2 separate regions of the Homo sapiens genome follow, and region 1 is linked to region 2. Evidence: read pairs that join two places in POLR2A ChIA-PET (ENCODE). Cell type or tissue: MCF 10A. All regions are shown on one strand.

Evidence for each region. Peaks named below come from ENCODE experiments on the same cell type or tissue, not always from the same donor. Only the 100,000 strongest peaks of a DNase experiment are listed, where the experiment ranks them.
Region 1: POLR2A ChIA-PET joins it to region 2 with 7 read pairs; 3 of 35 experiments call an interaction of 5 or more read pairs at or near these places.

The regions. Positions count from the first base shown.
Region 1 is chr4:15,546,574-15,550,573 of GRCh38, reverse strand. The region is part of intron 17 of CC2D2A (coiled-coil and C2 domain containing 2A); the gene reads right to left. Among named protein-coding and RNA genes, the nearest start is that of CC2D2A, 79 kb to the right of the region's middle. In MCF 10A, no CTCF peak of the experiment used is centred here; no DNase peak of the experiment used is centred here.
Region 2 is chr4:15,675,553-15,679,552 of GRCh38, reverse strand. It overlaps a transcript of FBXL5 not described here and a transcript of FAM200B not described here. Among named protein-coding and RNA genes, the nearest start is that of FAM200B, 4.3 kb to the left of the region's middle. In MCF 10A, no CTCF peak of the experiment used is centred here; a DNase peak (open chromatin) is centred at 1,702.

The DNA of each region.
Region 1 (4,000 bases), 130 kb after region 2:
GTAGCAGGCGAGGATAATTGTTTTTATTCCAAACCAATATATGGCTTGCTAGGAGAATGGGCCTCCTCCTTTTCCAGGCTCAGGTTGTATTCAGACAGTAATGCCATCAGGAGGAATGGGTGGGACAGTAAGGACATGCCCCCAGATGGCTTATTATCTGCACCAATCTCCAAGTCAGTCGGAGAAGCTCCATATGCAGAAGCACTCCAGAGTGTTACATTTTTAGTAAATCTATCAAGTTCTTCTCTTTCAGGCCTCATTTTATTTGTTAGCTGCTGAAACTCCAGATTTTTCTCAGATCTTCTCCTAGATGGAGCCAATTAGACCATCAGCAGCTCTGCTACTGATCACTGCAGTGTGTCTCATTATGATGCCATCACCATGAGGTGAAGGGCCCCATTGCAGGGCAACCATCGTTTAAGAATACACAATCCAGCCTCAGTTGGACCCTTGGCTCCATTCGATCCCCTGTATTCTTGGCACACTTCACTTTTGTGGCAATATGACATAATATTCCACAGTTCTCCTGGCTTCTTTCCTGTGTTTTATTCTTTCTGTACATGAGGTCTCTGTGACTGGTTTACATTTTTTGAAAAATGCTGATTTTACTACTTTTATTTCCACTGATTAATCTTTATATTTTTCTTCTTATGTAATAGTCCCCCACTAGTTAATATTTTCCACTTACCACTTGAATGCACAAAGATGACACCATGGATTCTTTCCGCCAACCCTCCCTTACAGGGCATATGATCTGAACTTTTCTTTTTTTAGATGGAGTCTCGCCCTGTCACCTAGGCTGGAGTGCAGTGCCGTGATCTTGGCTCACTGCAACCTCTGCCTCCTGGGTTCAAGCGATTCTCCTGCCCCAGCCCCGCAAGTAGCTGGGATTACAGGCGCCCACCACCACGCCTGGCTAATGTTTGTATTTTTAGTAGAGACAGCGTTTCACCACGTTGGCCAGGCTGGTCTCAAACTCCTGACCTCAAGTGATCTGCCCTCCTCAGCTTCCCCATGTGCTGGGATTACAGCCTGATCTGAATTCTTGTCCAGGAGTGAGGATGAAGTGGTGACTGGCTACTATCCTGGCCTTGCCTCCCCAGTATCCATCACTCACCTTTGCAAGATGGCTGGCTGATCATGGAGGGGCACTGGGTCAAAGACAAAGGCAGAAATTGCACAGGTACTGAATTCAGGACCCCAGACTTAATTTTGCTGTGAGCTATTCTAATAGGCAGGAGTTCAGCAGGAAGCCCGTAAGTGGCACACTTAAAACACACTCTCTAAATTCATCTTTATCAGTTAAAAAGGCAATATTTTGATCTATACTAAAAAGTCTTTTATGGAAAATTTCAAACACATATAATGCAGGAATAATAATATGCCACAGACCTGTCACCCCCAGCTTCAATGATCACTATGTTATGACCATCTTACTTCATCTATACTGTCAACCACTCCCCTCCCCTCCATTATTTTGAATCTAGACATCATTTTATCTGTAAATATTTCAATATGTATCTATAATAGATATTTTTAAAAAGCATAATTACAATACCATTTTTATAATAATTCCTTAATAACCTCAACTATTAGTAAGTTTCAAATTTCCTTGAGAGCCTCAAAAAATTCTGTAACATTTTGTTTGAATCAGGATCAAAATATATTCCATATGTTGTAATTGACTGATATGTTCCTCAAGCCTCTATTAATTTATAAGTGACCCTTCCTCTTTTAAAAAATGTTCTCTATATTTTTATTGGTTCACAACTCTGATGGGACAAGGAGTGCCATTTGTTGCTTGACCCAACACTCTTAAGAGCCTATAATTCTATAATCTTCTACAGCTTAAAGAACATGTAGTAGTTATCATTTATTGCACTGGAGACCTTGGTTTGACCTCTTAAATTACAAACTCATTGGCATGAAGTCTTTTCCCAAGAAAATGATGTGTTTTCTTTCATTTTGTTTGAAATGAAAGAAACCACATTTTTTTTTTTTTTGCCAGAATTAATTGAGACAAAAATTTATTGAGACATCCTTTTGTAGGAAGCACAGGGACTTAAGGGCCTTTCGGAGTGGTACCTTGTTTAATCTTCACCACAATCCTATGAAAGGCTATGAAAGGTGGTTTTTACTCCTCATGGGTGTTCCCTGTGCTGGTCACCATGCCTGGTGATGACCAATAAAACATAAGTGATCACATAAAGGGTGTTTCTGAGGACGTCAGTGGAAGGCGGCTTATTCCTAGTTTCTGGAGCCACATTCCTAGCTGGTGCCTAGAGAGGAACTGAATGGGGGCTCTTGGTGCCAAGTCTGTAGGCAGAGGCAATCATGGACTCTAGGGAAATGGAGGGTTTGCTAGTTGGTGTTACTGTCTCAGGAGATATTTATCAGATTTTTTTAATGAGAAAAAAACGGATTCTATCTGACAAAGCCAAAAAAAAAAAAATCCAGAATTTCCCCAATCTTTATTTCCTACTCTCTTAAGATAGCAGAAGTTCTTTTATTTATTTTTATTTTTTATTTTTTTGGATACGGAGTTTCGCTCTTGTTGCCTAGGCTGGAGTGCAATGGAGTGATCTCGGCTCACAGCAACTTCCACCTCCTGAGTTCATGCAATTCTCCTGCCTCAGCCTCCTGAGTAGCTGGGATTACAGGCATGCACCACCACGCCCCGCTAATTTTCTATTTTTAATAGAGACGGGGTTTCTGCATGTTGGCCAGACTGGTCTCGAACTGCCAACCTCAGGTGATCCACCCGCCATGACCTCCCAAAGTGCTGGGATTACAGGGTGAGCCACCGTACCTGGCCCAGAAGTTCTTTTAAATGCTAGGAAGAAATGCTATTTTTAAAAATTAGGAAATGGGTACTTTGGGCTTTAAGTAGGTATTTATAAGTAGATCTCTGTATAATTTAGTTTCATTTTTGTTTTCTCTCAACGATGCTGAGGGTTCTCAGGCCAAGTAATTCTTTGTTGTGGTGAGTTGTATGTTGTAGGATGCTTAGCAGCACCCCTGGCCTCTCACTCATATGTGGGAGCCTAAAAAGCTGATCTTATGTAAGAAAAGAGTAGAATGATGGTTATCAAAGGCTGAGAAGGGAGGAGGTAGAGGAGGAGGATGAAGAGAGGTTCGTTAATGGTATAGAAATATAGTTAGAAGGAGTATGTTCTAGTGTTTGATAGCACAGTAGGGTTACTATAGTTAACAATAACTTACTGTATATTTCAAAATAGCTAGAAGAGAAGATTTAAAATGTCTGCAACACAAATGATAAATGTTTGAGGTAATAGATATTCTAAATACCCTGATTTGATCATTATACATTCTATTCATGTATCAAAATACCACATGTACCCCATAAATACATACAATTATTATGTATCAATAAAAAAGTTTAAAAAATCACAGAATATTGTAAAGGTACAAAAGAAAAGAATCACAAGTTTTGTTTTTCCCATCTAAAATGATAGCATGTAACCAGCATGTTTTTTTCCTGCAGACATTTCTATACCTGTCATTTTGTCAGAGAAATAAAGCAAGGAAGATTTTTTTTTTAATGGGAATTCTCCCATTATAGTACCCATGGCTTTCTTCGGGATAACACGAGATAACATATGTAAATATTGTGTTCCTGCAGTAGACACTTAGTAAACATTTCCTAGAGATTTCCCAGTTTCACAGGCCTTGTCTCATTCAAACCCTCATTGTCTTACCTTTAGATGACCACACCTGTCTTCTTGCCTCATGCAACCCATCTTCCCTGCAGCCGCCACCCGACTTCCTACCAGCCCTCAACCACCTGACCTTTCCAACTGCACACAGCAGGGCTTTCTGGGATCAGCAGTCTGACTTGCTGTCATCCAGTTTAAAGCATGGCAAGTAAGATGTATGTGAAAACATCTGTTTTGGACTTGGGTCCATAAAGAACCAACAGCAACCACAAAAGTGAGGTAGGCGAGGGTAAACAAGGACACTTCTCCAAACATGACTGTTA
Region 2 (4,000 bases):
TGTACCTTTAGCATATTTCTCTAGATAGATTCAAGGATATTTAGAAAAATCAAAATCTCTTGTGATCAAAATCTGTGCTTCCTTGCTCCATGACAGAAGCAATTCAAAAACAAGAGACTTGGGTAAATATTACTCAGGTTTATTTTCCTCAGTTTTTTCTACTGGATGGATAATTAATAATTGTTAAAGAGTAGATATTTTAGCCCGACATGGTGGCTCACACCTGTAATCCCAGCACTTTGAGAGGCCGAAGCGGGTGGATCATGAGATCAGGAGATCCTGACCAACATGGTGAAACCCTGTCTCTACTAAAAATACAAAAATTAGCTGGGTGTGGTGGCACGTGCCTATAATCCCAGCTACTCAGGAGGCTGAGGCAGGAGAATCGCTTGAACCCAGGAGGCGGAGGTTGCAGTGAGCCGAGATCACGCCGCTGCACTCCAGCCTGGTGAGAGTGAGACTCCGTCTCAAAAAAAAAAAAAAAAAAAATAGAGATTTTAGTTTGGTGAAAAATTGTTGAGATTTTTGAGAATTATGATAGTGCTAGGGACAGAGACTATTATCAATGTAGTTTGTGAAGGGTTTGTTTTTTATTTCTGCTGACCAGTAAAAGTTTTTTAAGAGGCATTTGTTCATTATATCAATTAAGCTATGATGATCTGCAAATATGAACCAACAGTAGAGTGAGAAACAGAATTTGCAGCAGTTTATTACATCATTTCACCAAACAGAAGGAAGATAATGAGAAAAATGAAGACAGTGACATTTCAAACAAAATGACCTTATAAATATTTTTCTGTAGGCTAAAATAATAAGCTTATAATTAAAAGCTGATTTGTTAAGTAATAATAGCTTACATTTAAAATTATAAGAAACCAATTTTAGGTAAATATACTTAAATTAATGCTCTACCTAGGAAGGAATGCAGAAGATCATTTTGGTCAAAAAGTTGTTGCATTCTTGTTATTTAGCAAATATTTCAGACAAGGACTATTTTGAGACTATGTAAATGTATATTTAGTATACCTATGCATGAAAGTAGCATTGTAGCTTTTCTTCGTTTGCATGAATTGTAACCCCTTTGAGTTATTAAAGCCTTCACTTGGGGAAAATCAAGTGGTCGTTACAATGCCACTTGGGAATAAGTTTTCATTTGTTTTTGTTTCAATACTGAGGTAAACAGCAATGAAGTTTTTGATGTGCCAAATTCTGAGTAAGTTATTGGGAAATAAGCCAGAAAATGCCTAGATTAATAATGTTTTGTGTAAAAAATTAATGAAGCCATTCTTGTTAGATTGAAAGATAAAATTGCAAATGAGAAAATCCAGGCAATCCTGCCTGTTTTGAGACTTAACACCTATGAATAATGACTTGTCCCATAAGTTAAAAGTATGTGCAACTTCATAGTTTTTTGTTTGATTTTTAAATTCACAGTAGTTGAATTATTCCTATTAAATATATAATTTATGAGAAAAGAAAGTATGTATGAAACACACCCACCCGCCCATTTAATGATACATCATTCCAATAGCAATTCCCTGACACCAGCTGAATGTCCTACAATGCAATTCAATTTCGTTACTAATTGCCTGAAGTTAGCACAGTTGCCACACAGGTTAAGCGCTCAGTCCCACAGGACTGCCTCCATTTCAGATGCCAGCCACAAGTCTCAGGTATTCCCAACCTACTTGGACTTCTTCCAGGCTGACTCCATATTTGGGCATTCCCATGACCTACTCCCCAAGTTTGATAATTTGCTAGAATGACTCACAGAACTTAGGAAAGCACTATATTTACTACTACAATTTTTGTGTAAAGGATACAACTTGGGAACAGCCAAATGGAAGAGACACATAGGGGAAGGTATGGAGGACAGAGGGTGCAAAACTTTCATGCCCTCTCTGTGCCACCCTCCCAGCACATTAATGTGTTTGGAAGCCCCTTGAGCTTCCAATGATCAGACATGACTCATTAATCATTAATCACTAGTCACTTATTTGAACTCAGTCTCCAGTTCTTCTCCCCTTGTCAGAGATAGTGAGATGGGCTAAAAGTTTTAATCCTGTAAACACCTAGTTGGTTTTTCTGGTAACCAGCCTCCATCCTGAAGGTACCTAGGGTCCCTCTCTATCTCCCAACCCCTATGAGTCACCTCATTAACATAAACTCAGGCATAATTGAAAGGGATATATTATGAAGTATAAAAGACACCTCCTATTAGGAAATTCCAAGGGTTTTAGGAGCTTTCTTCCAGGAACCAAGGACAAAGAATAAATATATTTTTTATTATACCACAGAAGAGTAATAAGACGAACATATATACCCAGCATCCAAATTAAGAAACATAACATAAAGGTATCTTTTAAGCCTCTTGTGTTCCTTTGTGAATATATTTCCTCTGCTTCCCAGAGGAAACCATTATCTTGAATTTTGTGTTATCTGTTACCTTGCTTGTCTTCAGAGTTTATTATAGTTTTAACGCTATCTAGCGGTATATCCGAAATAAACCTCTTTTTGACCTTAATATAAACGGAGTTGTAGTGCATGTATGCTTTCAGTGGTTTATTTTCTTAATAAATATAGAACATATCATTTGTTAGATAATTGTATTGGGCCATTCGTGACTACTTTTTTTGTCTTTTTGTTTTCTTAAGATTTTGTTCTTAGCTTTGAGAATTTCATTTCTTTAACATGGACTAGTGATATATTAGGTAACATGTACTTAACAGAACTGAAAATCATACTTTAAAATTATTTATTCTGAAAGTGTTCAAATATACACAAAAGTAAAGAATTGTATAATGAACCCAACAACCCAACACCTAGTTTCAACCATTATCAAGTCCTCCCCCTCCCCCCCGTAATACTCATTCACATATACACACACTCTACCCTTCTCTCAGCCAGAATTATTGTGAAGGAAATGTATGACCCTGTAACATTTTTATCTAATATCTAATATTGAGTGTTAAGATTTTTATAATTATTGCCAAAAAATGTTTTTTACACTTGTTTCTTTGAATTAGAAGCTAAACTATGTCCACATATTTCATTTTATTGATATATCTTTGTCTCTCTTAATATATAACAGAGTCTCCCTTTTTTTTGTTGTTGACATTTATTTGTTGTAGAGATTAGGTCATTTGTCTGATTGAATTTCCCATATTCAGGATTTGGCTGTTTCCATCCTCATACAATCTTTCAACCTATTCTATCATGTTTATTTTCTGTAAACTAATGGTAAAATTTAGATGCTTGATTAGGTTCAGGTTTGACTACTTCTTATGCTTTTTATGCGGTAGTTTATAAACATCCTATTGCATCATATCAGGAGGTGAAAGGCTTCAATAATATTTTTGAAACAGTGTCCTAATATATATGGATTAAGGATTATAGAGCAATAATATATAATTTCCATAAGCTGGGTTGCTCTGTAGTCATATCTCCTCTAACCTCCTTTCTGGTTTTAGATGGAGAAGCTAAGATCCAGAAAGTTAAGTATTTGCCAAAGGTCAGACAGCTAATTTAATAGTAAAAGTAGAGCTCTTTTTCACCTCTCACTCCTTTTAAAATTTTGTCTCATAAATCTTTGATATCTGTGGATCAGAAAGAATTCTGTTTGAGGTAGTCAGAATAGCATTTCTGCGTATTCAACTAGAACAGGAGTTTTGGCTGGGCGCGGTGGCTCATGCCTGTAATCCCAGCACTTTGGGAGGCCGAGGCAGGCGGATCATCTGAGGTCAGGAGTTCGAGACCAGCTTGGTTAACATGGTGAAACCCCATTTCTACTAAAAATACAAAAAATTAATGGGGTGTGGTGTCAGGTGCCAGTAATACCAGCTACTTGGGAGGCTGAGGCAGGAGAATTGCTCGAACCTGGGAGGCAGAGGTTGCAGTGAGCTGAGATGGCGCCATTGCACTGCAACTTGGGCAGCAAGAGCAAAACTCTGCCTCAAAAAAAAAAAAAAAAAAAAAAAAAATAGGAGTTTTGTGACCGAGA